7 separate regions of the Mus musculus genome follow, and regions 2, 3, 4, 5, 6 and 7 are each linked to region 1. A link is a loop called in an ENCODE intact Hi-C map of the cell type or tissue named here. Cell type or tissue: gastrocnemius. All regions are shown on one strand. Region 1 has its middle 27 kb from the start of Gm46653. Region 2 holds the start of Gm30990. Region 3 overlaps Rbm20 (RNA binding motif protein 20). Region 4 overlaps Rbm20 (RNA binding motif protein 20). Region 5 overlaps Pdcd4 (programmed cell death 4). Region 6 overlaps Rbm20 (RNA binding motif protein 20). Region 7 overlaps Pdcd4 (programmed cell death 4).

Evidence for each region. Hi-C counts contacts between places; a loop is a spot of excess contacts. Peaks named below come from ENCODE experiments on the same cell type or tissue, not always from the same donor. Only the 100,000 strongest peaks of a DNase experiment are listed, where the experiment ranks them.
Region 2: it touches region 1 in a loop (2.3-fold over the local background); 7 of 42 quality-filtered maps call a loop at or near these places.
Region 3: a loop joins it to region 1, with 2.4 times the contacts of the local background. A loop is called at or near these places in 6 of 42 quality-filtered maps.
Region 4: it touches region 1 in a loop (6-fold over the local background); 18 of 42 quality-filtered maps call a loop at or near these places.
Region 5: a loop joins it to region 1, with 4 times the contacts of the local background. A loop is called at or near these places in 16 of 42 quality-filtered maps.
Region 6: a loop joins it to region 1, with 2.6 times the contacts of the local background. A loop is called at or near these places in 11 of 42 quality-filtered maps.
Region 7: a loop joins it to region 1, with 3 times the contacts of the local background. A loop is called at or near these places in 17 of 42 quality-filtered maps.

The regions. Positions count from the first base shown.
Region 1 is chr19:53,647,064-53,651,063 of GRCm38, forward strand. No RefSeq gene overlaps it. Among named protein-coding and RNA genes, the nearest start is that of Gm46653, 27 kb to the right of the region's middle. In gastrocnemius, CTCF peaks have their summits at 1,200, 1,855 (motif pointing right) and 2,454; DNase peaks (open chromatin) are centred at 1,886 and 2,468; H3K4me3 peaks cover 355 bases; H3K27ac peaks cover 3,086 bases.
Region 2 is chr19:53,902,583-53,906,582 of GRCm38, forward strand. It overlaps Gm30990, which reads right to left and starts at 2,022. Exons shown (of 8, transcript XM_030251154.1): 1 at 2,001-2,022; 2 at 1-1,490. The coding sequence starts at 2,022. The coding sequence ends at 289. Pdcd4 (programmed cell death 4) reads left to right here and starts at 769. Exons shown (of 12, transcript NM_001168491.1): 1 at 769-906. In gastrocnemius, a CTCF peak has its summit at 1,550; DNase peaks (open chromatin) are centred at 694 and 1,402; H3K4me3 peaks cover 3,967 bases; H3K27ac peaks cover 3,837 bases.
Region 3 is chr19:53,819,875-53,823,874 of GRCm38, forward strand. The region is part of intron 5 of Rbm20 (RNA binding motif protein 20); the gene reads left to right. It overlaps Gm16299 (a long non-coding RNA gene), which reads right to left. Exons shown (of 2, transcript XR_877919.3): 2 at 1-2,208. Among named protein-coding and RNA genes, the nearest start is that of Gm16299, 3.3 kb to the right of the region's middle. In gastrocnemius, a CTCF peak has its summit at 1,528 (motif pointing left); no DNase peak of the experiment used is centred here; H3K4me3 peaks cover 497 bases; H3K27ac peaks cover 3,799 bases.
Region 4 is chr19:53,724,847-53,728,846 of GRCm38, forward strand. All of the region lies in intron 1 of Rbm20 (RNA binding motif protein 20), which reads left to right. Among named protein-coding and RNA genes, the nearest start is that of Gm30943, 27 kb to the right of the region's middle. In gastrocnemius, a CTCF peak has its summit at 1,768 (motif pointing left); no DNase peak of the experiment used is centred here; H3K4me3 peaks cover 2,899 bases; H3K27ac peaks cover 4,000 bases.
Region 5 is chr19:53,923,264-53,927,263 of GRCm38, forward strand. Pdcd4 (programmed cell death 4) reads left to right here. Exons shown (of 12, transcript NM_001168491.1): 9 at 2,943-3,050; 10 at 3,272-3,382; 11 at 3,931-4,000. Among named protein-coding and RNA genes, the nearest start is that of Bbip1, 19 kb to the right of the region's middle. In gastrocnemius, a CTCF peak has its summit at 2,413 (motif pointing left); a DNase peak (open chromatin) is centred at 2,124.
Region 6 is chr19:53,702,977-53,706,976 of GRCm38, forward strand. The region is part of intron 1 of Rbm20 (RNA binding motif protein 20); the gene reads left to right. Among named protein-coding and RNA genes, the nearest start is that of Rbm20, 28 kb to the left of the region's middle. In gastrocnemius, a CTCF peak has its summit at 2,076; a DNase peak (open chromatin) is centred at 2,091; H3K4me3 peaks cover 303 bases.
Region 7 is chr19:53,912,751-53,916,750 of GRCm38, forward strand. Pdcd4 (programmed cell death 4) reads left to right here. Exons shown (of 12, transcript NM_001168491.1): 5 at 62-175. Among named protein-coding and RNA genes, the nearest start is that of Gm30990, 10 kb to the left of the region's middle. In gastrocnemius, no CTCF peak of the experiment used is centred here; no DNase peak of the experiment used is centred here.

The sequences.
Region 1 (4,000 bases):
AGGGTTTCTCTGTATAGCCCTGGCTGTCCTGGAACTCACTTTGTAGACCAGGATGGCCTTGAACTCAGAAATCCGCCTGCTTCTGCCTCTGCCTCCTGAGTGCTGGGATTAAAGGCATGCGCCACCACTCCCGGCTTAATGACACAATTTTAAGAATAGTTTTTGGAAAGTACAAATTCAGAAGTGGGAAAGGGCAAAAACTGATTTTTTAATGATTCTTTTTAAAATTAAGCATCAGCAAAAATGTGTTTTCAAACACTCACTTGGCTTGATGGTTTAAAGGTTTCCTAACAACTCTAGAAGGAGCTAGTTCTCCATTCAGCTCGCAGGAGCCTGCTGGTTGGATGGTGTTTGGGAGGAGACTTCGCTGTCCGAGCCAGTGGTCCTTACAGGCCACAGCAGCGAGCTGCTGGCTTCGCAGAGTGGGCACTGCCTGTAGGCAGCTGTGCCTCCTTGAGGGTTCATTTTCTCTCTATATGCTGTGTTGTTGGATAGCATTGCCCTGTTGTGAGGGTGGGGCCCTGCTGCCCTGTGTCTAATTTCACCTGGGAAAAGCAACGCCAATGAAATCTGGTTTAGTCGTAGCCTTGCCTAGAAATAGGTTACGGCTTGGGTCACGTTAAATCTTGATAAAGTAGATTAACATCTCTACAAGAAACATTGGTTTGTCTAGAGCTCAGGTTTGGCAAAGCAAGTCCTCTTTAAATATGGCTTTGGTGTTTGCACATTAAGCTAAAAATAACGGGACCTTGCAGTTAGAATATATTTAGTTCCAGAGATGCATTTCTTTATTTTAGTTTAATATTCTAATTTTACAGATGAGATGTGAAGCCCAGATCAGGCAGGTGGCCCAAGTGAACATATTAGCACACTTAGATAACAGAACCAAGCCGTGGGTCCCTTCTCTCAAGAAACTCACACATTTATTTGCAGGTGGCCTTGCACGTTACACAAAGACGAATTTTAAGGTTATAGATGATTGCCACCTTCACTTTGTCTCTGCCCTTTGCCTTTTTTTGTTGTTAGTTTTTTGTTTGTTTGTTTGTTTAAAGAACTCACCAACTTAGGAACACTTAGGTCACACTTACCCATGTCCCAGGGAGACTTGAGTTACCTCCAGTTGCCAGGCTTCTGCAAGGAAGGTGCCAGTGTTATCTATAAATCTGCCACCGTGTGGCCGACAGGCACCCCTTCCTAGAGACAGAGTGTCTCCTGGGTGTAAGAGGCCTTGTGGCAGCCAGTAGCTACACAGAACACGAGGCAGCGTGGAGATTAGGGTTGCAAAAAGAATGTGGATATATTTACTCTGTCAGGTTGGCACACTGTGGTATGAGTTTTCCAGAGACCTTAACGTTTGAACATTATCTTTGATGGACTGTGTAATTGAGTGTCTTCAAGAAATTATTCAGCCATTAAAATTGATAGCTCAGCTGTTAAGAAGAGCGCTTGCTGATTGGTTCTCAGAATCCATATCGGGTAGCTTCCAGCTGCCTGTAACTAAGTCCCGAGGTATCAGACACCTTCTGGTGTGTGTGCAGAGAAGCAAGTGTGTGGTGGTGGTGGTGGTGGTGGTGGTGGTGGTGGTGGTGGTGGTGGTGGTGGTGGTGGTGGTGGTGATATAATAGAGCCCCAAAGCCTGAAGGACATGGGTTTAGAGCCAAATTATTTGGGACTAGAGTGTCAGAGCCTATTAATGTCTGATGTACAGTGCCACTTAAGGCAAAGACTTCTTGGGAGCCGTTTCCAGCCTACCTTGCCTCCTCACAGTTAGAAAGGTGCTTTCTTCAGCATTGTGTAGGGGCTCCATTTTCTCTCAGCCTAAATCTCAAGCTGTTTTCCCCGTAGCCACTAGAGGGAGCCCTTGATACATGCTGACCCCTCAGATTTGGGATCTCAGGTTTTCTTCCACACTGATTCCTCGCTAGAGTTGCAGCCGCTGTGAGGTCAGGGTGTGGTATAACTGAGACCTCTGGGGCAGCACTTTATGAGCGAAGTGTTAACTGCTTGCAGCTCACTCCTAAGTGAGCTTTGGGGCAAAGGTGCCTGCTGCGCTCACAACAGGTTGTGTCACTGTTCCGGAAACAGCAGGAAGCCTGGGTGTTGTAAAGATGGCAACCCTTCCTCACGCCAGGCCTGCTTATTCTCTGCAGAGCACGCGCTTGCTCCTTTGTTCCTTCTGCCTTCTGAGTCCTCATTTAAGCGCAGAGGCATCCTGGTTCTCTGCAGCCTGGCATTCCTAAAGCAGAGGTTGCCTTTCGTTCTGTTTCATGTATGGTTTCTAAGTTCCCTCTGTGTCCTGTGGTTTTGGCATTTTAATCCACTTAGTGTTTTCGAATTATTGGTAGCAGTCACTGTGTGATCTCTGGACACCCCAGGAAGACCTGTTCTACCCTATTGCCTACCAAGCCACGAAAAGCCATCCTAAGAGGTCCTGCCACTTCCAAGTTTCACCAGAGGTGATGCTCTGTCACTGTGGATGAGTGGCTTAAGGACCTTCTCCCACAAACTCGTGCTGCCCCAATTCACTCCACCCACAGAGCATGGTGACCAGGTGGTAAAGCGAAGCTGAGCGACCCATTTTACTGCGTTGGGAATGGGCAGCTGGTGACTGAGTAGGACAGCAGAACCTCCTTTAGACATGTGTATGTGCAGGGCACACATCCATCCTGTCTCATTAGCAAACCAGAAAGGTTTTCATATGAGTCCGTGCTGCAGTCTCTGCTCCATTGTGGTCACTTGGAGGGTTGTACTTTGGATTCACAGTGGCCTCACAGACTGAAGCCCTGGTCTGTTTGTTCACTGGTCTCCAGCTGTGCCCTGAAGGGCTGGGGTCTGGAAGTGGGGTGAAGTCACTGGGGGCAAGTCTTTGAAGGTTCCATCTATTCCTGCTTCCTGGTCCATTAAAATGTGAGCAGCTGCCTTGCCTCATGCTCCTGTCAGGACAGCCACTCCACCCTGCCTCGCCCTGTGATTGACTGAAATCCCCCTGAAACTGAGCCAAAATAAACATTTCCTCCCTGAGTTTGTCTCTTTCAAGTACTTTGGTCACGGTGATGAGAAAGCAACTAACAAAGAGCTGGGGAGATGGCTCCGCCGGTAACCGTGACTGCTCATGCAGAAGGCTGTGGTTCTGTCCCCAACACCCACATACCACCTGTAACTGCAGCTCCAGGATCCAGCATGTTCACCCAAAAACATACACATACTCATAAATAAAAATCTTATTAAAAAAAAAAACATACAGAATGGTTGGTGAAGTGTGATTTTTTTTTTTTAAATCTCATTAGGCAAGCCCAGATAGCCAGGGGAATTTGCCCCCGAGCACAGTCAGACCTACTAAGACCTCTGACAGAGCAAATGCTGGTCTGTGGGTCTGTGAAGTGGATAAACTGGATTTTAGAGAACTTTTCCTGAAACTAAGATGACCCCAGTCACTGCTTGTCTCTAGCCCAGCCAGTACGGAAAGCCACAGTGGCCTTGCTCAGAATCCAAACTGTCACATGAGTGGCTTTCATGTTTTGGACCAGATGTCTCTTCGGTCTTCTATGTGGGCATACCTTCCTCAAGCCCCCACCAATAAGCAAGCCTTTTAGAACCTGACCTCCGACCAATTAAACCTTGTTACCACCTAAGGACCTGGATTTCTGTTTTGAAACCATCTTGGATGGAGACCAGGTTTTCTTTAGCTCGTGTGTGCTATATGCATGTCTGCGTGCATGCAGATGCCAGGAGAGTATATCTCCTTTATCACGGCCTCCTCCTCTGAGCCAAGTCTCTTCCTGAATCTGGGGTGCATGGTTTTTCTGCTAGACTGGAAGCCAGCAATTCCCCTGCCTCCCTATCTTGCTCTCCACCTTGAAGCTAGGGCTACAGGTATTTATGAGGATGCTCTGCTTGTTAAATGAGTTCTGGGATCTGACCTAGGTGCTCATGATGGTAGAGCAAATGTTCTTAAGCCCTGAGCCATCTGTCAGCCCTGAGATCAGGTTTTCTTATCCCC
Region 2 (4,000 bases), 260 kb after region 1:
GAAAGCAGGTCAGTCACTTTCCAGGTGCACAGGAAGAACATACGGTGCTGCACATTATCTCAGGCGATAACATCCGAGACAAAATGAAGGCTAGAGATGGCAGCCAGAAGGAAACGTCACAGAAGACAGCTAGAGAGGGCTGATTCAATACACAAACCATAGCCATGGTTGAGAAACCCAGCTTTGGAAAGAATGCAAGCACCATAGTGGCCTGGCTGGTTAGCAAAGGGACTTCAGTTTTTGTATCTCTTTATCTGGGAAAAGGGAGCGATTTTTATCTCAAAGGGGTTAGGCTTTTCCTGCGAGAAACTTCCTGAGCACGTGGACACACGGCAGGAGCCACGCGAGAGCAAGGACCAGCGGGCAGAAGTTAAGTAGTGGTTGCAGATTCTCCCAGACGCCCAGAAATAGTGGGGACCTCAGGAAATCCACAACCGCCCTAGAATTGGGCTGAGACGCCCTGTAGAGAGGACTGGCCGGTCTGGTCCACGAGCCGCGCCCCAGCCCCCAGCCCCCAGCCCGGCACAGCCCTCCGCCCGCTTTCACAACCCGGCCCTCTGCACTTAACCCCCACTCTGGCTGGTGGCCGAGCGGGTCCCAAGCCCAGCGCGCATGCGCCGACGGCGCCCCGCCCCCCTGAGCCCCGCCCCTATTTCCACGTCTCACTTCCCCTAGCTCTGCCTCGCCGCCTCGGCTGCAGCTCGGCCGCCACGATTGGCTGCGGGACGTCCTCCTCTCGGCCAATAGACGCCACGCCGTCGCCCCCGTGTTACTGGGTAGAACAAAACAAAAACAAACAGAGCGAGCGGGGCCAGAGGCGCTCCGAGGCAGCGGCGGCGGAGGCTGAGGAACGGGGTCGGGGCCCGGCGGACCGGAGACCCGGGCGAGCGGCGGCGGCCCGAGGGGGTCAGTACTGTGGGCGCGGCTCGCACGCTCGGGCGGGCGGCGTCCTCGTCCCTTAGGCCCGGGTCGGCGGAGGCTGCCGCACGTTGGGAGGGGGAGGGGGCGTGGAGGCCTCGCCGCGGGGGTCGGGACGCTCGGTCCCTGTCCACGCTGGCCCTGGAGCCCTCCGGCCACCGGCGCTCGCCCAACGCCCGGGGCTGCGGGGAGCTGCCGGTGCTCGCTCTCCGAGGCCGGGTCGGTCGGGCCGGGGAGCTGCAGCACGGGCCCGCCCCCTCCTCCGCAGCCCCATCCCCGGCGGCCGGGCGTGCGTGGCTGCGTGCGCTCGCGGTGAGAGGAGCCTCCGGGCGCCCGGTCCGACGCAGTTGGACGCGGGGGACGGGACGGTAGGAGAGGGGTGTCGTCCGGACGGAGATCCGGTGAGGGGTCGGTGCCCCGAACCGAGGCCTGGTCCGCCTCGGCCGGCCCTGCCCGCTGCCGGAGGGTTGGGGTCCTGCGGGACAGGCGTCGGTCGGTGCGGGCACGGGGCGGGGACAGCTGCCCTCCCGGCCCTGTGCCAACTCCTCCTTGCAGTCTCCTGTACAGGGTCCCTTAAAAAAAGTACAATACAACCTAGAGAAAACAAAGCCGAGAAGGGAGCCCCCTCTCTGTGAACGCATGCTGTGTCTGCTGCCCGTGGCTGTCCGCTACTGTAATGTACGTAGAGGGCGTGCTTTTTGGTTTTTGGTTTTGGTTTTTTGTTTTTGCTTTCCCTGAACAGCCTCAGAACTGCAGATGTAGGTCTCGCCTATCTTCCCCGAGCCCCTCCTTGGGAACTGGCTCTGTAAACCAGCCTCTGTAGTCGACTACCTGCTATGAATGATTCAAAATGCGGCTCCGGGCCTGGGTGAGGGGTGGGTGTGAGGCCTACGAGCTGCGTTTAAGACATTTTGATAGCTTCACAGCTGTAATACTCTTGATTTAAGAGTTTGAAATTTTAGGGGAAGGCCCTAGCATATATATTCGTGCTCGTATTTATATCCATAATATGCGTGCGATATCTATCTATATATCTATATCTATCTCGTGGTAAGAGTAGAGGAAAATAAAATACTTGTTACGGCTGCAAAAATAAATGTACATGGTTGCTCTCAGTAGTGGTTGCTTTTGCGTTATTGTTGTAGAGTGCTCTTAGCAGAATGCAAGTTGCTAATTAATGTGACTGCATCCCAGGGAAGAATTAAGGTCATTTTCTAGTTAACATGTGGTCTAAACTTGACTTCCAAAATGTCAAAGTAATTTATCGGGCATTTAGGAAATGCACTGGATAACAGTTAATTTCAGCTTAATCGTTTTTAGCTGTATACATAGCTTCCCCTTACCCCATGGGAAATGATTTTGTATAGATTAGTGTGGAGCAAATGGAATTTAGATTTTTTTGTTGTTGTTGTTGCTGTTGTTTTGCCTAAGGTTGAGGTAAGTATTTTAAGGATCGTTAAATTAAAAGAAAAAAAAAAGCCCACTGAAGAGAGTGTCACATACTGTCCTTTAGAACAGCTGTGAAGCTATGGGTGTGTCTGCGTCTTGACTGCTTGATCCAGTTGTTATGGTCTGGAGATAGAACTATTTTTTGGTTGTTATAATTAATAAAACATCATATCATGTGATAGTTATTTCCTGATAGCTGTTTTCAGTATCATATCTTTAGTGATTGGAAAGCAGTTTTAACAGTTGGTGTACAAGTCCACGTTGTTAAAAGCTGCTTTTTGTTAACCCTAAGAAGGACTTCCTTGTAAGGCACTCTAAGCTCATGTACTGAATGTACAGCGTCTGGGTTCTCGTGGTCGTTCACCCAGTGTGAACAACCTTGCAGAGAACATCCTTTCCTTCTAAACCTCTTGAGTTGTGTGCAAAGGGAATACGTGAAGCTCATGAAATAATGCTTACACAATTAGTTCACTGTGAATGTCAAAGGGCTTGATAAGCACTACTTATATTTCCCCCATTATTAGACAGATGCTGCAGAAAATATTTCCTCAGAGACTATACTTGCATCTAGAATGAAAATCACACTTCACAGTGTTAAATTCAAATCACATCAGAGCTGACAGACTTTCTCTAGCATGTAATTCATGCACACACTGAAGGAAAGCAGGACATGGCCTTTTCAGCCATGGAAGGTAGCAAAAATTTCCATTTCCAAACTACACTTGGTCTTATATTTGTATGACTCTCTGTGTATCTATTTTAAAATTCATTTTTCTAGATCCTAAGTTGTTTAAAATGAAGTAAGCAGCCATGTAGACTTGCATGTTAGTTAATTCTGAGTAGAATTAGAGAATGCTTTTTACCATGTTCTCTTGGGCAGGATGATAACATCTTGATGTAGCCTAACAGTTACGACATGAATTCAACATCAGGTGCTATTCTTGTTTCACAAGTTAATATCCTTTTAGAGAAAAACGATATAGAGCTAAAGGGTCTTACGCGTGTCATCTAAGTTCTATCACCTGTCTGCTCTCCACCACAGCACACAAGGGCCGCTTGTGGAGGTGTTAAACTCCTGCCGATCCTTGCTTGTGCTGCCTCTAGTGCTGGATTACAGATGTGGTTTTACCACGTCTGCCTTTTATTTGTTCTTAAAGTAGGTTGAGTGTTTTTTTAAATGAAAATTTTAGATTATAGAAGCGACATGCTGAATATAAATCACATAAGAGAAAGGGTTACTTAAAAAACGTCTTCCTGTTTCAGCGCCTCATAAAAAGTGTAGTGGGCGGGGTAATGACCCTACAGCTGCTGCTGCGGTCAGAAAAGATCAGTACATGAAATATTCTTGATTAGTCAAAACTGCTGTTTTTATTTTGGAGTAAATTTTAGATTTTGTTAGAGAGTTACCCAATACTTATGTCCCTGTATGTGGATGTAAAGTTAACTTTAAGACTGTATTAAATGTGGGCTGGAAAGAGGAACATGTGTTAAGAGTGCATAATGTTCTTCCAGAGGACCTGAGTTTGGTTCCCAGCATTCTCATTTGTTAACTCACAGCTCCCTGTGAGTCCAGCTCTGGGGGATCTAGTGCCTACTTCTACTCTGCACAGCTACCTAAACACAGTGTGGCTTG
Region 3 (4,000 bases), 170 kb after region 1:
GTCATTTGACTTCTCTAAAACCCCATTCCTTTATGGACGGACATATGGATAGTAACTTTCCACATGATGAGTTTGAGAGGTAGGAGAAATTCTAGGTTTTCAGATGAGTTGTAACCTCTTTGTACTATGCCTTACATCTTGCCATGTTACACATGGCCTCCTAGCCTGGTGCCCAGGCCAGAGGATGAGGCCATCCCACAGCTTGTGATAGACCACCGAGTGTCTATCACCTACACGGATGATGTCTGTGACAACGCTTTGCACACGGTCCTAACTAGTTACGACCCACGGAACTAACGACGGTTGTTACTGGGTAATAAATCTTTCTACCACTGTGTGCTAGCTGTGACTCTGCCCAGGCTTCTGTGCCAACGTTGTCCTTATACTGGTCTGCTTGTCGTATCTGCTTCTCTTTGGGTGACCTGAGGTTCCCATGGAGGCCCCGTACAAGCCAGGCAAACTCTAGCCATGTGATGAAGAGCAGGGGTGATGGCTCTGACATTCTGTGCTAACTCAAACGAATCTCTGAGGACCACTTCTCCTAAATGGCTAGAGGTGGGAAGCTTATACAACACTATGCTTCTACATAGACAGCTGGTAGGACATGGAGATCCCAGATGCCACAGACTATAGCTAACATGTCTGTTGTGTTTACCTTTCTACAACATATGGGCTCATTTAGTCTTCCAGACAGCCCCATACATAGGTACTATTATTACCTTATTGTATAGTTGAGAAACTGGGGCCAAGAGAGACTTGGTACCTCTCCTGAGGTAACAGTGCTGGAAAATGGAGGTGGTTTAAGGTTGAAGCAACCTGGATCTGGGAGCCCCACACCGTGCCCTAGAGCCACAGAGCTCTGCCTCCAGGTTCTCAGAGGTCTTCTCCTTACAATGACTCTTTGCCTTAGTAAATTTCTCTTCTTTCTTCCTACACTTCACCCCTAAGCTCCTCAGGAGGAGGAGGAAGAGGAGGAGAGGAGGAGGAAGAGTGAGCCAACGTTAGATGTGACAGGGACCTACCTAGCCGTGGGCAGCCATAGAACAAGGGAAAGATTCCAGGACTGCGGGACCCTCGGGTTCTTCTGCACTGAAGCACAGCTCCTAAGATGGACACAGGCATCCCGAGTGCTTCTTGCAGATCCCACGGGAGGGGAGAAGCTTCATTTGACTGGTTGTATCATTGCAAGCTTTATGACGTCATGCTGGCCACGTGAACCTCCTCGAGGATACGTGGGGGGTCAGGGACTCCCACCAGGTCCAACATTACCAGTGTGCTATTATTCAGTGGAGTTCTTCTGTCTAGTTCTGGAGACCAGTTGGCCTGTTCTGACGAGGGGAATCGAAGGCAGGCAGTTTCTCTCTCTGGGAAACCTGAAATGTAAAAATGCTGACACTAGAAGACAAGGTGAGCCTGCTGAGGAGCTGAACCTGCGGAGGAGCTGAGCTGCCATTGAAAACTATTTCACAGGCTCTGTGAAGGCTCCGGGCAGCCCCTCAGAGCAGTCATGGACTTCTGCCCCCTGCTGACAGAGACCTCCAAAGACAATGGGCTATGACGCATTTCTCTCTGAAGTCATGCCTTGGGCTTGTACCGGGGTCTTTTCTTTCTGAGTCCATTGACGCAAGTCTTTCCAGGAACATACTCTGTTGAGCAAGACCAGTAACCAAGACTCTGTCCCAGCGGGAGCACTATTGTTTGTGGACCACCACCAGCAAAAACCCATTGCTACTCTGAAAGCTCCCTTTCTACGCAGGAGGACAAAGCAACACAGGGGCTGGAGGAGGGAGAGTGCAAAACATACCCAAAGTGCCACAAAATCTAAAACTGCCACAGAAGCCGGCTGCTGCAGCAGCAGCTGGGCTAAATCTGAACTGGCCTTGGCTCCGCTTGAGTCTCTCTTTCCCATGTTTATTTTGATAGAGATGGGGCCTTGGAGAGACAGTTGCACACTATGTTTGCTAGTGGCCTGTGATTTGTGTGTCCCCAGCCCCTGTCACTCTCTCTCTTCAGGGTCTCCAGGGATGGGTGTTGCTTTTCACTTAGGCTGAGCTATTTGACAGAGCCATGGCTTCTCCTTGGCTGTCTGAGTCGTCATAAACAGAGTAATCAGGTTTCTACAAGGGCCGTCCAGACTCCTCGGGCTGTAAACTGGCTTCTCACACCCGCTGAAGACATATTTTCTCTGGGTGTAGCTGTAAGGCCATCCTGTAGGGTTCACAGTTGTAGACATCATTTTAATTTTGCTTTCTTACCAACACCCTCTATCCCAGCGCCCATAAATCAGGAAACTGAGGCTGAGGAAAGCAGTTTGCAGACGGCCACAGGCGTGGGTTGTCGCTCAGACTGCCAGCGTTTCTTGAACGTTTATCTGTCCTGTCAGCCCTTCTGAATCCATGGCTCAGAGCATGGCTGTCCCCTTACATCTCTGCGCATGAGGATCTGTGTGGCCCACACTAACTGTCGCCTTCCTGTTTCTATCCTAGCTCTGTCATTGCTCCTGTCCTCTCAGCCCAGGCCACCAGCCTGCATTTTCAAAGACTGATAGAAAAAAGACAGGAGAACTGAGTGGGCTTTATTTTCTGAATCTTCAATTTTCCTTTTAATAAATCTTCAATATTTTTTTCTTATTACAAAAGTAATATACCATGATGTAGAAAGAATTCTAACACACACACACATACACATATATATGATATATATATGCATATATATACATACATATATCCTACTTTGTAGGGAAAACTGATGGATAAAGTAATACACCATGATGTAGAAAGAATTCTAACACACACACACATATATATGATATATATATGCATATATATATATATATATATATATATATATATATATACATACATACATATATCCTACTTTGTAGAGAAAACTGATGGCAACCTAAATTTGCTACAACTTATATCTGCAGAATGTTCAACAAGAAAAGGTACTTTAAATGTCAGATCATGGTACACATTATATTTTACCATCTTTATTTTCTTCTTTAAAAAAAATCTATATTTGACTTGTTTCCCTTTTTCAGGTGTATGGGCATTTTTCTTTCCTGCACGTGTAATTGTGTACCACATGCATACCCAGTGACCACATGAGGCCAGGAAAAGTTGGATCCCCTGTAACAGCAGACAGCTGTGAGCTGCCATACTGATGCTGGGAACTGAACCAGGTTCTCTGCAGGAATGGCCTGGGCTCTGAACCACTAAGCAATTTCTTCAGCCTTGTCTTATTTTCTTTCTGAGATAGGGTCTCACTACGTAGCTTTGGCTGGCCTGGAATTCACTATATAGACCGGAAAGATCCACCTGCCTCTGCCACCTGAGTGCTGGGCTTAAAAGCCTGTGATACCACACTCAGCCAGGCCTCCAGTTTTAACATTCTATGATTCTAAAGTTTACGGTGATAAAGTAGCTCAGAACAGCAGCAACTTAATAGCCACACACAAATGCTTGGCACAGGTAGAAGTGATTTACTCTTAAGTTAAACCTAGTATGCTCGATAAACTGTTTGAGAAAATTGATACAAACACCATCTGTGTCCACCCTCTACGTTAATTCAAGATACATAGCGCTGGAGTCCACACTTGGTTCTATCTGCATGTTCTGTTCAGATTCACCATTGTGAAGAATAAACATTTGACCTCTCTCTCTCTCTCATTATGTGCCCTTAGCACACACACAACTGGCAGATTCCCAGACACTCTGCCATATGAGATGAGGACGCCCACAGACATCCAGTTGGAGCCCCAAAACTGTTTACTGAAGGTGTCTGTAGCTGCAGGAAACACTTCTAGAGACTCCTCTTACCTAAAGGCCTGCTGCCCTGAGCCACGTCCTTAGTATATTTCTGAGGTATTTGAAAAGAATCTCTTTGTGCTCAGACCCAGAGCCTGTTTCTACCTGCACCAAAGGGCACTGAAAGGTCTCAGAACCTTCAGAGACGAGTCTGTTTGCTCTTTTCACGTTTCCACCCAGCTATAAAAGAC
Region 4 (4,000 bases), 78 kb after region 1:
GATAGGTAGCCTTACGTTTGGTAAACTGGCTTGGTTTTCATGTGGTGTTTAACCTACTTAAGTCTGTCCGACAGAATGAACCAGTGATATATTTGGCTCAGGTTTCAATTTCTCAAGTTTCTCATCGGTAACTGGGTCAGAGAGTTAGGACGGGGCAGACGCACCTGTGTGGGAGGAGATTCATGGGTTCCCCTCCTGCTGGTCCTCGGGCAGGTGTTTTATGGTAGCCAGTATTTATGGAGTATCCCTGTCATGAGACAAGCTCTTCAGTAATCATAGGGATTCCCATGATCTAGAATAGTCTCACACAAAGCACGCAACATCTTGCACTTTGGGAGAACCACGGACCGAGACCATACCTAAGCAGGAACCTTAATCCTCCAAGAACATAGTCCTGATATCCCATTTGAGGTTGGAGCGTGTTCCCCCTGCTCCCATTACTAAGGCCAATCCATCCTTGGGTACAGCTGCTTAGCTGGGTTAGCATGGCCCTTAGGTTGGGAGCTTAAATAACCTTCTTTTGGGGGCCGTAGTGAAGCTGTTGGTAAATATTTGCCGGGGCCTTGGGAATTTTCTAAAACTGTATATGAAAACTGACCACTCTCTCTAGAGAAGAATCTAAGACGAAGTAGGAATTCGTCTCTCTTACCAGAGCAGGAGGCTGGACTCTAGTTAACTCAGGGAAGGAATTGTGCAGAGGAGGGGAGTGAAGAGGTTTAAATTCTTAGTAGCTCTACTCAAGTGATCAGTGGGTGAGAGACTGGGTTAAAATGGTAGTTTTTGAACCACGGGCTTATTGACATCCTTGCACTGACTTTCACCATAAGGAAGCATTTCAGTGTGGGAAAACATGCCTTATGAAGTCACACAAAAAGCTGACGGGGTTAACTTGGGAGTTGTAATGATTTTGAAGCACACTGTTAGCCATGTTGGGAAGGAGTAGCACCCTGAGCCATTGGCCTTCCACAGGAAGGCAGATGTGCGCCAAGAAAGATCAGCAAATATCCAGGTGGTGGGGGCAACGCGCTTTTGCTCTCAGCACTTGGGAGGCAGAGGAACTGTGGATCTCTGTGAGTTCGAGGCCAGACTGGTTTACAGAGCAAGATCCAGTACAGCCAGGGTTACATAGAGAAACCTTGCCCCCCTTTCCATCTCCCCCCCAAAAAAAGACCAGACATCTGTGGTCCAGACCTTGTACCTCCACCTCCTGGGCTGCACTCTAATGGAAAGATCACAGATGTGGTCTTTCAGGTGTTGTTATTTCAAGGGTTTTAAAACTTCTCCACACAGGATTGAATTTCATTAGGACATCCTTAGACAGCAAGAAGAAAGGTGGCATCCTGGGTACTGAAGTCCTTAAGTTTTCTGACTCCTGCTGAGTGATGTCCCATAGTTGCCTGTAGTTTGACTCACATGCTCTCTTGCTCTGCAGCAAGGTTGGAAACTTAGCATGAAATAAATAATTAGATCTCAGCCTCCACAGGTGCGGAGGCATAAATAATCCAAGCGCACACTGCCCGGGCATTCCATACCATGGGCCATTTAGATTTAATGTCCAGGCATTCGCTCGTAACTGAATACGTCAGAGTGCACCTCCTGCCAGGGACAGCGAGGGCTGCTATTTCAGAGCAGCGTGCTAGCCTGTCTGCTGGAAGGCTGCCTCCACCCTCTGACGCTGCTAGAGAGACCCTTTGGCTGGCTTAGTCGCTGAGAAAGTTCACTAGCCCCCGACCTAGTACAGAGGCTGGAACCCATAATGGAGACCTCTTGTGGTTGAAGGAAGTAGGGGAATCTATTAAAGGAAGAACCCAGCTAATGGCCCATTTAACCAGAGCCGTATGGAGAAGTGGACAAGTTCACGGATGGACAGGGATTTAAAAATCTTTACTCTCAGAGTCATGTGTTTGAACCTGAGACCATGTGACTGTTGGGGAGTGACCGAAAGTGGGTGTCGTTTTTCTGCTTCAACAGCAAATCCCGTGAAGGGCACTCAGAGGTAGCAATTCCTTTTCTGGTAAGCAAAGGTGAGAGTACAACTGTTGGCTGTAAGTCTGTCTGCACCGTTCATGTGGCTGTGCACTGGGCACGATCTAGTGAGTTTGTCAAGTGTGCCAAGGCGACTGCACCGTGATGCTCTGTGCTTCCAGAGCATGCGCATGCCTGGCCAGTGCCATTGACAGCGGATCCTGGGAACAGCAGCAGCTATGGCATGGGGTAGGTAGTTGGAAGGCAAACTCTAGGGCCCTTCTCCCCGACGTACTTGCCCAGTCTGTAAGGTGGGCCCAAGCATGTTTCAACAAGCCTTTTGGGGATTCTGATGCCTGTTGAAGCTTGGGCACCATTGACTTGGAGTATTTTGGGCCAGAGAAATAATCTAGGAATCATGCACGTGCACACACGTGTGCACACGCATGCACACCTACTGCTCATCATCTGTGGGATGTCCTGCAGCTGGTTGCAGGAGAATCAGTCAGACTTAAAATACTTAGTTGATAAATATTCCCTGCAGGTGGGCCTTTTCAACCAAACTTAAGCTCCTCCTTTGGCCACGCCCAGTCTCAGGTTTCTAAATTCTTTGCTTAGTCACCTCTAGGGAAATAGGTGTGGTGAAAGGCGAGAGGCATCCTTCAATTACTGATTGCACAAGGAGCCGTTCAGGTGTGTGTTGAATGACTGACTGCCTTGTGTAGGTCTGGGCTGTGGGCACCCTGTCCCCAAGGTTAGAGCTCTGAGGGAGGCATACAGGGAGAGTCACCCTGTGAGTGGCTGAGAGAGAAAGAGGCGCTCACAATGCTACATCTGGGAGGATCTAGATGGGCCAAGGGCACACATGGCTGGGGTGGTGGTTGGGAAAGGCTCCAAGGAGAAAGCGCTTAGCCTGGACGGTGTCTTGGAGGGCAGTCAGGGGGGCAGCAGGATGCCGACAGAAGGGAACAGAGGACTTTATTAATTAAAGTGCTTTCTTCAGCCACAGAGGTGGGGCTCTCTAGTTTACTTTAAAAATTATTTTATGTATGTAGCTGTTTTGCCTGCGTGTATGCCTGTTCATCTCCCGATGCCCAGGAAGGTCAGAGAAGAGCACTGGATCCTCAGGACATGGAGTTGGAGGTGGCTGTGAGCTGCCCTTGGGTGTTGTGAATGGAAAAGTAGCCAGTGCCCTTGACTGCTGAGCCATCTCTTCCTGTCTTGTTTCCTTTTTTCACTGAGTCACACTCATACTGCATACAGTATCCATCTTGAGGAATGTTTACGTACGTCTTCACCCTTGCAAACACTGTTAGGTTCAAATGTGAAACCTTCCTGTCTGCAGCCATCTGGTTCCACTCACCTCCATAACCATAAATTACTTTTGCTGGAGTCTTTTTAGTCTATAGGCTCCCCACCCCCACCCCCCAGGCTCGCTCTCTCTGGCCATATTTATTTCATATATGTGGGGACACTGTCACTGTCTTCAGACACAGCAGAAGATGGCATCGGATCCCATTACAGATGGTTGTGAGCCACCATGTGGTTGCTGGGAATTTAACTCAGGACCTCGGGAAGAGCAATCAGTGCTCATAACCGCTGAGCCATCTCTCCAGCCCCACCTATAGGTTTTCTGAACCCAAATTTTCTTATCCTCAGAGCCAAAGCTTGCCAGCAGATGGAGTATGGCTTTCATTTATGTGATTTCCTTGGCCCACAAAGTATATTTTTAAAAAAGAACATGGCCAACATTTAAAAATTGGGAGTTTCATAAAACATTCAGATTGTCTGGCATGGGGCCGGGGATGCGGCTGGGTTGATAGAATGTATACCTAGCATGTGCTGGGCCCTAGATTTGATTCCCAGCACTGCAGAAACCTTACGTGGTTGTAGACATCAGTAATCACAGCCTTTGGGAGGTAGAGGCAGGAGGATCAGGAGTTCAAGATCACCCTTGGCTACCTACAGAGTTTGGTGCCAGCCTGAGCTACATGAGGCCAGACCCTCCCACCCCCTGCAGTGCAGGCACCTGCCT
Region 5 (4,000 bases), 280 kb after region 1:
GTTTTTTGAGACAGTCTTTCACTGAGACCTACCCTATGAGCTAGGGTGGCTAGACAGTGAGCCTCTAATTCCTGAGATTATAAGCAGACCAAACCCAGGTTTTTACCTGGGTTACAAAAATCAAACTAAGGTCATTAAGCTTGTATAACAAGCACTTAATTGACTGAGCTGTCTCCTCAGTCTCATTCATATGTGTGTGTGTGCACGCGTGCGCGCGTGTGCATGCGTTTGTGTGTGTGTGTGTGTGTGTGTGTGTGTGCTCGCGCGTGTCCGTGCGTTAAGCAGTTCAGATGGGTAAAGAAATTAACATTTTTGCTTTTACCTATGTTAGAATAGATAGGTTATGACTGATTTATGAAGTTGGAAACTTTAAAAAAATTCAAAATAAAAGATTTTATTTTTTAAAAGATTTAAAAAAAACAAAAAATTTGAAGAATTATAAGAAAAAAATATGAGTTTGTTAATATGCTAGGGATATTAGGCAAGGAAGTGCAATAAAGGACATCCTGACTGGAAAGGAAGATGCAGAGGTAGCTCTGTTCTCAGTCAAAGTGGCGCGTAGATTAGAGGATCCGGGTAAGTCTGAAAAAGAACTCCAAAACCCAAACCACACTATAGATCAGTACGTGAAAATCAGCTCTCCGTATTTTAGGACTCAATGAATAGACAGAAATGAAAATCGTAATAGCATAAAAATAGAGTATGATGAAAATAAAGGAAATTCAACGCATATACTAAAATGAGATGCCACATTTATGGAGTATTAGACAATATTATTAATATGGTAATACTCTCTGAAGGTGATATTTTGAGGAATTAAACTCTTAAGAGTATGTGAATTATCTTTCAATAAAAAGAGACTGGAAATAAAGCCAATAATCTATGACATTGTTGTGTATTCTCATTTCGATAGAAGCAAGGGTCAAGGGAAGTGTTCATGTGGGTTTGTATTTTATTATTTGGAAAAATGCACTGAATCTGACAGGTAATGTTAGTTTCACTTTTTAAAAAATAAGTGATTTTTAAAGATACGTGTATACGTATGTGTCCTGCCGGTTTGTGCAGCATGTCTGTTGAGGCCAGAAGTGGGGCGTGGATTCCTTGGAGCTAAAGTTAGGGGCAGTTGTGAGCCACTGTGTGGGTGCTGGGAACTGAACCCAGGTCCTCTACAAGAGCTGCAGGTTCTGTTAACCACTGAGCTGCCTCTTCAGCCCCATGTTTCACTTTTTCAGTGGCACAACAAATATCATTTAAATAACAAATATACTGTAGTTTTAGTAAAAAATACTTCAAATATTAAATATGTGTTATATTAAAAAGGCATACATTTGCACTAGCTGTCCTTTGTGTGTGCTTAGTGAGTGTGTATGTGTGGTATGTGGTTCCCCCAGCATGGGGTGTGTGTTTTTGTGCCTGTGTCTCCCCACCACTCTCCACCGTGTTGTGTTGACACAGGGACTCTCTCTGAACTAGAAGCTGGCTATGTATTTATTTATTTATTTATTTATTTATTTATTTATTGTCTTAACTTAGTAGCTTAGTGAGCTTTTGGGATCTACTTGTCTCTGTCAGCAGTGCTAGGGTTGTTTATCACAGCCGTGCCTGGCTGGCTTCATGTGAGAGGTGAGCTTTGAACTTGGGTCTTCTTGCTTGCAGTGCAGCTACTCTCATCACTGAGCCATTCCCTCAGCCTCAAATACAGACTTAAAAACAAACAGAAAACCAAAAGAAAACACATCTCTAATTAGAATATAGCTTAGTGGTAAAATTTTACTTTACCTTTTATGAAGATATTATAGAAGTTGAAGTAGAGGATATTTAGATAAAATAATTTTATTCATCCAGCCAAAATTCACTTATTGCCACTTGATACAAATACCCTTTTCTCAGAAAATATATAAGGAAGATTATTTATAGTTGAAGTTCTTTTGCTGAGAAAACATTGAGCATTTTTTCCTAGAGCCATAAATGAGCATGCAAGCTTTAGTCGGAGGTGAAGAATTGTGTCTCTTGTTCAATTGCTGAGTGTTTTTATTTTTTTCAAATTATTGTTTTCATGTGTTTGGGTGGGTGTTTTGCCTGCATCTAAGTTTGTGTGCTACATGTGTGCAGTGCTCGCAGAGTCCTGAAGAGGGCACCAGATCTTATAGATAGTAGTCAGCCACCATGTGGTCTGGGACCTGAGCCTTGGTCCTTCAGTGTACTTTTAAGCACTGAACCATCTCTTCTTTCCCACTGAACATCTCTAGATTCTGAGTTACAAAGCCTCAGTTTTAGAGGGAAGAGAACTGTAAAGATTCTTGCCCTTGTAGTAACACTCCATTATCTCTTATTTTTGGGCTTCCATTGCATTAAGAACATCTTGATGTTTTGTGGCTTTCTAAAAGTGATGAGACTTTAAGTTAGTGCCCTCTAGTGGCATTAAAAAATTGTCCGCTCTTCTTAAAGATTTAATCATGTGTATGTGTGTAGGTATGTGTATATGAGTTAAGGTGCCCCTGGAGGACCGAACTGCAAGATCCCACGAGCTGGAGTTACAGGTGGTTGTGAGCCATGGAAAATGGGTGCTGGGAGCTGACCTCAGGTTCTCTGCTGAGCAGTGCATGCTCTTAACTGCTGAGCCAACTCTCCAGCCTCTATGTCCCTTGTTTTTGATAGGCTACATTGGAGTCTTAAGAGTCACAAGCAAGGTCATTCATATTATAAAACCTACTTGGAGATACTAGAGATTCCTTGGAAAACCAAGTGCTGTTGTTTATTACTTCATACCTGAACCGTTTGAAGCCCGGGTGTTTAATTTGAATTGTGAGAGAGTTCTTTTATGCCACCACTCTGCCAAATCCCTATGCTCAATATTGGTGTGAATGTTAATATATCATTTAGAAAAGTACACATCTTTTAAAAATGAGGAATTCTAACATTTCAACTTTTAAATCTAATAGATTGATATGCTGCTTAAAGAGTATTTACTCTCTGGAGATATATCTGAAGCTGAACACTGCCTTAAGGAACTGGAAGTACCTCATTTTCACCACGAGCTTGTATATGAAGTAAGGTTACTGTCTCACACCAAAGAGGATTTTCAAGTCCTCCTTTTACACCACAGTAATTGGTGTTTCTTTAATAATGTAAAGTTTTCCCCTTAAAAATATTAATTTATAAGTTTATATAATTGCTACATGTTAGAGGAGGGATTGGATACATTTTTAGGATCAGTTTCTCATAAGTTGATTACCAAAAATTTATTTACTCTTTTCTGTTCAAATTTTAGGCCATTGTAATGGTTTTAGAGTCAACTGGAGAAAGTGCATTCAAGATGATCTTAGATTTATTAAAATCCTTGTGGAAGTCTTCTACTATTACCATAGACCAAATGAAAAGAGTATGTATGACATTATTTTAAATACGTTTATAAAAGGTCTATGCCTCCTTTAGCTATATAAGAGTTGAGTAAGAGTTATTAATTATTAATGAAACTTTTCTTTTAGGGAATGTAATGTATAGTATTATGCCTACAGAGTTTTTTTTTTTCTTTAGCTCTTTATATTTTTGGAAAATAACAGTTTGGGTTTTTTTTTTTCCTTTTTAAAGAATGATTGTTCAGTTTGTGTGATGCAGTTTTTTTTTTATCTAGATGAAGCATTTAAATTGCATTTTTTTCTATTTAAAATTGTGGTTTTTGAAATGTTGGTGAAATTATCTTATATTTTTATACAAGATAGTTAAGTGTAGATGGGGAAGTCAGTAGTCAGGTAGCCTGACTTTTGCCTGGAGCTCTTTTGAGAATTTTTAAGTATACGTTATTTTCAAGGTTCAAATATGACTTGTTTTGCCAGGTTGCACTGTGACAATTTATGGTATATTGGTGGGTTGTTTCATGGCATACACTGTTACACAGGCTAACAAGTTATCTATGTAATGTTGTTCTAGGGCTATGAGAGAATTTACAATGAAATCCCAGACATTAATCTGGATGTCCCACACTCATACTCTGTTCTTG
Region 6 (4,000 bases), 56 kb after region 1:
AAGCAGCACTCCTCCATGACTTCTAGATCCACTCCTGCCTCCAGGTTCCTACTCTGTGTGAGTTCCTGTCCTAACTTCCTTTGGTGATGAACAGCAGTGTGGAAGTGTAAGCTGAATAAGCTCTTTCCTCCCCCAACTTGCTTCTTGGTCATAATGTTTGTGCAGGAATAGAAACCCTGACTAAGACAGTGACCACGAACAGGTTATTTTGTCTTGCCATGCCTCAGTTGCTGTCTCTGTAAAGTGGGGTGCTATGCTCTGAATATAGCTTGGGTGTGCTTCCCAAAGAAAGGGTCATGTGCTGGAAGGTGGGTGGGTCTCTGCTGTGGTGTTGAGGAGCTGGTATAGGGTAGGAACTCTGGGAAGGTAGTGGTTAATTCCTCAAAGGCACTGCCTTGGGAAGGGACCAGCGAAGCTCTATAGGATTCCAGAGAGTTCTCAGAGAGAGCCTGGTCCCCAAATTCCTTTGGCTTTCTGTCTCCCTCATGTTGTGTCCTGTGGAGATATGGCCCAGGAGACCTTTAACAGAGCTTATCTACAGTGCTATTTAATCTTTCACTTTGAGCTTCCAAAACTGTGAACTGTATAAACCTCTTCTGGGTAATGCACCTAGCCTTAAGTATTTTGTTATAGTTACAGAAAACCCTTGATGACAGGTAGTACCTACCTTTTGAAAGTTAATATTACAGAGTAGTTAACACGGGCGTGGTGCTAAGAACACTGCCTGCCCTAGTACTGTGCTTGTTAAAGATCTACATTGCTGTAGATCAAGATTAAAAAAAAAAACAAAACAAAAACCTAAGCAAATTAGCATCGTATTTAAAACCAGTGTGTTGGCCAGTCTTATGCCAACTTGAACACATGAACTAGAGTTATCTGAAAGGAGGCAACCTCCATTGGGAAGAGGCCTCCACAGGATCAGCATTTTCTTAATTAGTGTCTGATGGGGAGGGAGCCAGCCTATTGTGAGTGGTGTCACCCCTGGGCTGGTGGTCTCTGGTCCTCTAAGAAAGCAGATGTAGCAAGCCAGTAAGACAGCATCCCTCCATGGCCTCTGCATCAGCTCCTGCCTCCAGGGTCCTGCCATACTTGAGTTCCTGTCCAGACTTCTAGCGATGAAGGGCAATATGGAACTGTATGTTGAATAAACCCCTTTCTCCTCACCTTCGTCACAGGGTTTGGTTGCAGCAATAGACACCCTGACTAAGACATAGTGTTACATTTTTATTAACATGATTTCCAAGAAACACCTCCTGCAAGACTTCTCTCCCACCTCCTTCCCTCCTACTTTAGCCTTCCGCCTTCCAAGTGTTGGGATTACAGATGTGAACCACCACCCCTGGCTTCCTTTAAGTCCGTTTTCTGGTAAAGATTTTTAAAAAATGTTAGTTTATATAGATATGCATTTATATCCCTTAGGAATTCTTTGGGCCCAAGTTTTTGGTTTTTTTGTTTGTTTGTTTGTTTGTTTGTTTGTTTGTTTTTCATTTATTTCTGTCTTGTGGGTGTGAGTGGTTTGCACACTTGTGTCCCATGTGCATGCCCGGAGCCAGCGGGGGCTGAAGAGGGCCCTAGATGAGAAAGTGAATTACAGACGGTTGTGAACTGCTGACCCATCTCTGCAACTCTTCTTTAGGCTTTTGAACTGGGTCTTGTGTACTAGGGTCAGTTTGAATAGAAATGCTGGGCGTGGATTTTCTTTTCCATGGGTATAGCACTGAAAACATTATCTTGAATATACCTGCTTGTATTGTAGACACACCACTTGTGTGTCTAGTGTTAGCGGGCAGAATAAGGCATCCGATCCCCTGGAACTGAGCTACAGACATTGTGAACCAATCTGTGGGGGCTAGGAATGGAACCTAGATCCTGTGGAAGGTCAGCTGGTGCTCTTAACGTTGCGCTGTCTCTCCTGGGGCATGAGTTTTGGTGAGGATTTTATACGTGAGGAGGGGCCTGTGTAGGGCTTCCCTTCTCCCATCGATGGACTGTTCTCAGAGAACTAAGGTTTGCTAAGATTACTCCCTCCTGGACTTTGGTTTCCTGTGAGCACACCGAGCAGCTTGTCGCCGCCTGGAGGCGAGGTGGCGCATGGGAGGAGTGCAGTGGTGAGACCTGACCGTCCTGACCCGCTGAGGGAGCGGGAGCGGCAGGGGCTCGCTGCTGTGGCATGGGTCGGCTCCAGCCCTCCTCCTTGAGGTCTAGATTAGCAGATCTAGCAGTTCAACCTTGATAGATGCTTGAAAACTGGGTGCCTAAGAAGCATTCGGGGTAGAAGGGATCGTTCTCCCGCCTCTATACCAATGCTCCAGGACGCTAGCTAGCATGCGCTCTGCAGAAGCCGCATGGGGGTGAGGGTGGGGGTGGGGTGGGGGATGGGGTGGGGGGTGGGGATCTGCTCTGCTTCCACCGGCGGGATTTGGGGTGTCGCTGGCCAGGACCCCTCCCCTCATTTCCAAGTTACAAGCCCGAAGCTGAACGCCCCCCCCCCCCCCGCAATGCCAGGCTGTACCATGGGTTTGCATTTTTCCAGTTCTTGTCGAATAAAGGTTATTATGCGGCACCAGGAAAGCAGGTTTCACTCTCCAATCAGATGCTGTTTGGCATCTGTATAAATTAGTCACTCTCCTCCTACTCCTTTCTGTAGTGTGTTGCCCCCCTCTTTCCGCACACTCGTGTGCAGGGACAGGAGTGAGTATGCAGAATGCAGGGCATATGTGGAAGTCAGAGGACAACCTGGGCAGAGGGATCAGTGCAGGGACTTTCAGAAACCTTTTATTTGAGTCTTTCATTGGCCTGGAACTTTTTATTGTTTCCAGGAGCTTGCATGGAAACCTCCTGTCTCCTTCCATAGTGCCATCTCAGAAGTCCATAGTGCCATCTCAGAAGTCCCTCACTGGGGACGTGGTGGCTGGAGGGGAGGGGAGAGAAGGGAGGGGGAAGGTTGGAGAAGGGGGTGGGGAAAGGGTATAGGGGTTGGGAGAGGGGGGAAGGACAGGGTTGGTGGGTTGGGGGAAGGACTGGACAGAACCAGTGGACCACCTTGTTTTATGGAGGTACACACTGTATAATATTCTGTCATTCATTCATATCTATATATCTATATATCTATACACACATATACACATATATTGCATTTTTGGGTTTTAGTTTAGTTTAGTTTGTTTTTGTTTAAAATTGTTAGAGGCTGGAGAGATGGCTCAGCGGTTAAAAGTACTTGCTGCTCTTTTAGGGGATTGAAAATATTGCCTGAGGATTAACATGTAGCATTCTTGGCTCCTTCTCCAGCACCATGTCTGCCTGCATGCCACCTGTAAGCCAGCCTCGATGAAATGTCCTTTATAAGAGTTGACTTGGTCATGGTGTCTCTTCACAGCAGTAAAACCCAAACTAAGACAAGACCCAATAGTGTGTCCTGTGTGACACTTGCATGGTGGTGTTGCTTGTTAGAGGCTTGGGGGGGGGGGGGAAGGAATGGGGGGATGGGGAGGGAGAGGGAGAGGGCCTCTCTTCAGGTGGCTAGCTGGGCTTCATTAACAAAGGCATTGTGTCATGTGGGGTTCATACTAGGGTTGTCATGGTCAAGTCCTGGAGCATTCCCTAGAGCCTGTTCCCCAGCTCCTTGGTTCTCTGTGGGAGCATCTGCAGGCCATTGCTTACAGAGGGAAACTCTTGAAAATGCTCTGGGGTTTGCCCTGCTTCTCTCAGGTCTGAGGACCCAAGCAGCCTAGAGCCTAGACAAGTCCCAAGCATCAGTTTAGAATCAATCTCAATTCATAGTCACCCTCAGATGATGAGCAGACTTGAATTATGTAATCTGAAGATAGACGTTTTTGTCTTGGGCACGGAGCTCAGCTGTGTGTCCCAAGTTCCTGGGGGTCACAGGGTAGCTCGCTGGGTTGATGTAGAGTCTACTTAATCCTCGTAATTTTAGCTGCATCAGGGAGACTCCATCTTCAGAAGCTGGTAGTGTTGCAAGTGTTGAGATGACCCCTGCCCT
Region 7 (4,000 bases), 270 kb after region 1:
AACTGTGAAAGTATCATTTCAGTTTATCTGAATATTTAATCTATAATTCCCCTTCTTTCAGGAGAACTGTGTTTATGAAACTGTAGTTTTGCCCCTGGATGAGACCGCATTTGAGAAGACTCTAACACCAATTATACAGGAATACTTTGAGCATGGAGATACAAATGAAGTTGCGGTAGGTTTCAAGTTGCAGGGAGAAAACACACTGTTAAACCTGTGTAGAATGATTTTGGACTACTCTGGATAAATTTATGTTTTTTTCTTTTGTAACAACAACAAATTTCACAATCAGGAAGGGAACTTCTGGACATGGTGGTTTATGCCTAAAATCCCAGTACTTGAGATGTAAAGGTCGGTAGCACAGGTCTGGGTTTGAAGCCAGTCTGGGCTACATAGGGCTTCGAAAGAAAAAAGGAAAAGAGGGATACAATTTTTTCCTTAAACAATTTTTCTTACATAGTTCTGGGCTCTGATGATACTTCTATGCCATTTCCTTTTGAGGAAAACGCCACAGGCACTATTTCTATATTTTTAAAGCATCTGGTTTTATAATCTAGACACTTCTGTGGAATTTATAGACCCTGTGTAGCCTCTTCAGGAGCTTCAGAATGATCTGTTTTGGGGGAGATTAAAAAATATCTGTACTCTCCAAGAAACAGCGTTTATACAGAGATTTGGAAAAGGATGTATATGGGCACCAGGAGAATCAACCTAAGCTTTGAATCATAGTTTGTATGGGGATAATTAATGTGTTTGTAGTAAATTTTCATAAAGTAAATCTCGGAGGTAAAATAAAGTGACTAGTTTTATTAGAATTATGGGCCTGAGCTATAACAGTTATTAATTGGAAGTCATTTATAATTATTAAACTCCAACCTGGGCTTTTGATTTGTTTGTTACATAGGTTTGGTAGCTTTGGATTTATAGAATTACAGTGTAAAACAACTATTTGTTTATTGCATTCTGCTGTGTGACAGGTTTTTCTGGGGAGACACAACACATACACACATTTACTTATATCAGAGAGGGAACCCATGATAGTCCAAAATACAGACACCACCACAGTCCAGTTTGTTGAGCCAATGAGTTTTATTGGGATTATTTACAGGAATATGGATGAGGAGTTACTTCCATGAGCAGAAATGGTTCAGAGACATCTGCATCACTAAAGCCCACCCCAGCATGAGTGACAGGTCATAAAGCTGGGAACCTGGAGCCCACTGCCTAGCCTGAGGCAGCCCAGCAGGTTGGAGAGTGACCTTCCCAGCTGCCTCAGTGGGTTTAACCCTTATGTAGGCAGGTTGTCTGCTCCTTCCAGGCTGCTGCTCCCTGTGAATCCTTGCAGCTTGGCTCTGCTCACTCTGGCAGGAAGAGACTTAATGAGCCTGGTCAGTCTCAGGAACTTATCTCAAGCTTTACCTTCCTGCTTAAAGAGCTTCCCGGCAGGCTGGAATATTCCAGTCTTAGAGGAAACTCTTACACAGTGCTCTGTCCCTTACTCCCAAGCTTATATTCTTTCTGCCTTTCTGTAGTGATCCCTCAGCCTTAGAGGGGGGTTGACTATGGATGTCCATCTATGGCTAAGAAGTATGCCACCGTAACATGCCACATTAAGTCAGTTCTCAGGAGCTTGGCCAGTGCTTATAACAGCGACCTATAGGTGTAAACTCATGTTTAGAAGGCAACTTGACAGACATATTACATCCACTTAGAAAAACCATATAGGTTGCTTCCCCACTGGGACCTATGACCTCCTTAGCCACAGGTTTTTGTCCTAGTTTATCGTACCAGAGGTGAACTCCCTTTTGTAGTGAAGTTCTTGATTCTAGTTGGACCCATGACAGCTGAGCCACTAGTGCACAAACTGTTATATCCTGCCTTGCATGTTGGCATTTCAGTACACAGGGTCCATAGCCCAGCAGGAATGCTGGTGACGGTCCTGCACCTCGAGGCCAGCAAGCAGGGTTGGGATTGACATTACAGTCAGGACATGTTCTTGCAGTGTCTTCAGCAGCAGGGTCAGACCATCAAGTGCTGAAATAGAACCAACAGCAGTAGCAAAAGCTTTCATGATTTGTGGGGCCAACAACTCATAAGGAGAGAGCCCTCTTCTGCCACTGGGGGTTTGTAGTCAGTAAGCTTGTAGCTTCTGGGAGTGTCCTTTTCTGCCACTGTAGGGCACCGTTTGGATTTAAACTCTTTAGCTGATGGTTCAGTTACTGGGGAATGCTCAGCAGCTTCAGACATCACTGGTCCTAGGGCAGCCTGCATGGCATTTGTGCTGGGGCTTGTATATACCACATCTCACTGTTGTAAATTTGCTGCCGCCTTTATGGAGTTGGAGTCTGTGCTGCGCCAGAAAGCAGTTTGGCCAGGTGGACTTTAGTCCAGCCCTTTATTGGGCAAGCTGTTCTTTAGTCACTAGGGTAGTTATAGGTCCCACCTGTTGCAATACTAAATTATTAAATTCAAGTAAACAGTTGCTGTCCTTTGCCTCTGCTCCTTTTTGTAACCCAAACCTTATCGGGCCTTTGCTTAGGTTGCTTTTGCCGTACACCCAGTTGTAGCCTTACCAACATCTGGTAACTTCTGACAGGAGGGCACATTGGATTAGTGGGGGTATACAGCTGCTTACCTGTCCTACAGTGATCTTAGCCTGCTCCAAAGCCACTTTAGCCTGTCTGTGTCAATCCATCTAACCCCTTTCATTATCACTTTATACAAAGGATGGGCAGCTTGGGCAGGATTTGGTATGAAAATCTGCTGCTATTTTAAGAGCTCCCCGAGTGCCCCCAGCACCTTTACATTTACAGGCATAGTCTGTTGTAGGATTTTGACAGTAATGTTGTCAGGTATCATATTCGTCTTATCATACTAGACCATAATACTGCCAAAAATTTTACATCTGTGCCTGGCCCTTGCACATGTGGATTGATCTTCCATCTTTATTGAAGGGACCAGGATTGTCTCAGGATCCCCAAGACCAAGTTCTGTAGGTCGGGGAAAAAGAAACAAAGACAGGAGGGAGAGGGAGAGGGAGAGGGAAGAAGAGGAAGGGGGAAAGAGTGTTTGTCTGGGGTTGGGAAAAAGGACAGGGTCGGGACAGTGGAGACAGATGTGGCCCATAGCAGATGGCAGTTTACAAAGGTTAAGAAGGGAAACTCTGTGTTAGGGTGAGCCAAAAGGGGATTTTGGTTGCTGGACCTCAATACTTTGATAGCTAGACCTTGGTTGTCAGCCTGAGGAGGAAGAAGTGGCCAAAGGGGGCTAGACCTTGGTGGTTAGCTTTTGGAATGTAATCTACTTGTTTTTAATAAGACAGAGAGGCCGGGCAGTGGTGGTGCATGCCTTTAATCCCAGCACTTGGGAGACTGAGGCAGGCATATTTCTGAGTTCAAGGCCAGTCTGGTCTACAGAGTGAGTTCCAGGACAGCCAGGGATATACAGAGAAACCCTATCTCGAAAAACCAAAAAAAAAAAAACCAAAACCAAAACCAAAAAAAAAAAAAAAAAAACAAAACCCCAAAACAAAACAACAACACAACAACCCCCCCCCCCGGCAAAAAAAAAAAAAAAAAAAAAAAGACAAGAGAATAGGGGAGAAGAAGGGCAAGGCCTGCCAGAGCATGCTTTTCATGTTCAGACTGTCCTAGAGTCCCTTCTTTCACTCATTCCTTTAGACACACCTATAGGCCGTTTAGGTACATTTCTGGATGTTCACAAACACTCAGAAGTTAGCATTATGTCATTTATATAACACATTTTCTAGAGAATGGGCAGGACAAAGCAGCACCAAGCCATGACGGGGGTGGGGTGTGTGTGGGGGGGTCTACAAAGATAACCTTGGTGAAACATTTTCAAAGTCAGTTTAATCTCTTTTGAGCAAGCGTCGGGTGAGTGCAGAGGTTCACAACTAAGATGTTCTAAAGTGTGACGTAAACAAGGTCCAATACAGAAAGGCTCCATCCCTTTGTATCAGTTGCTTCCTCCACAGATCCAG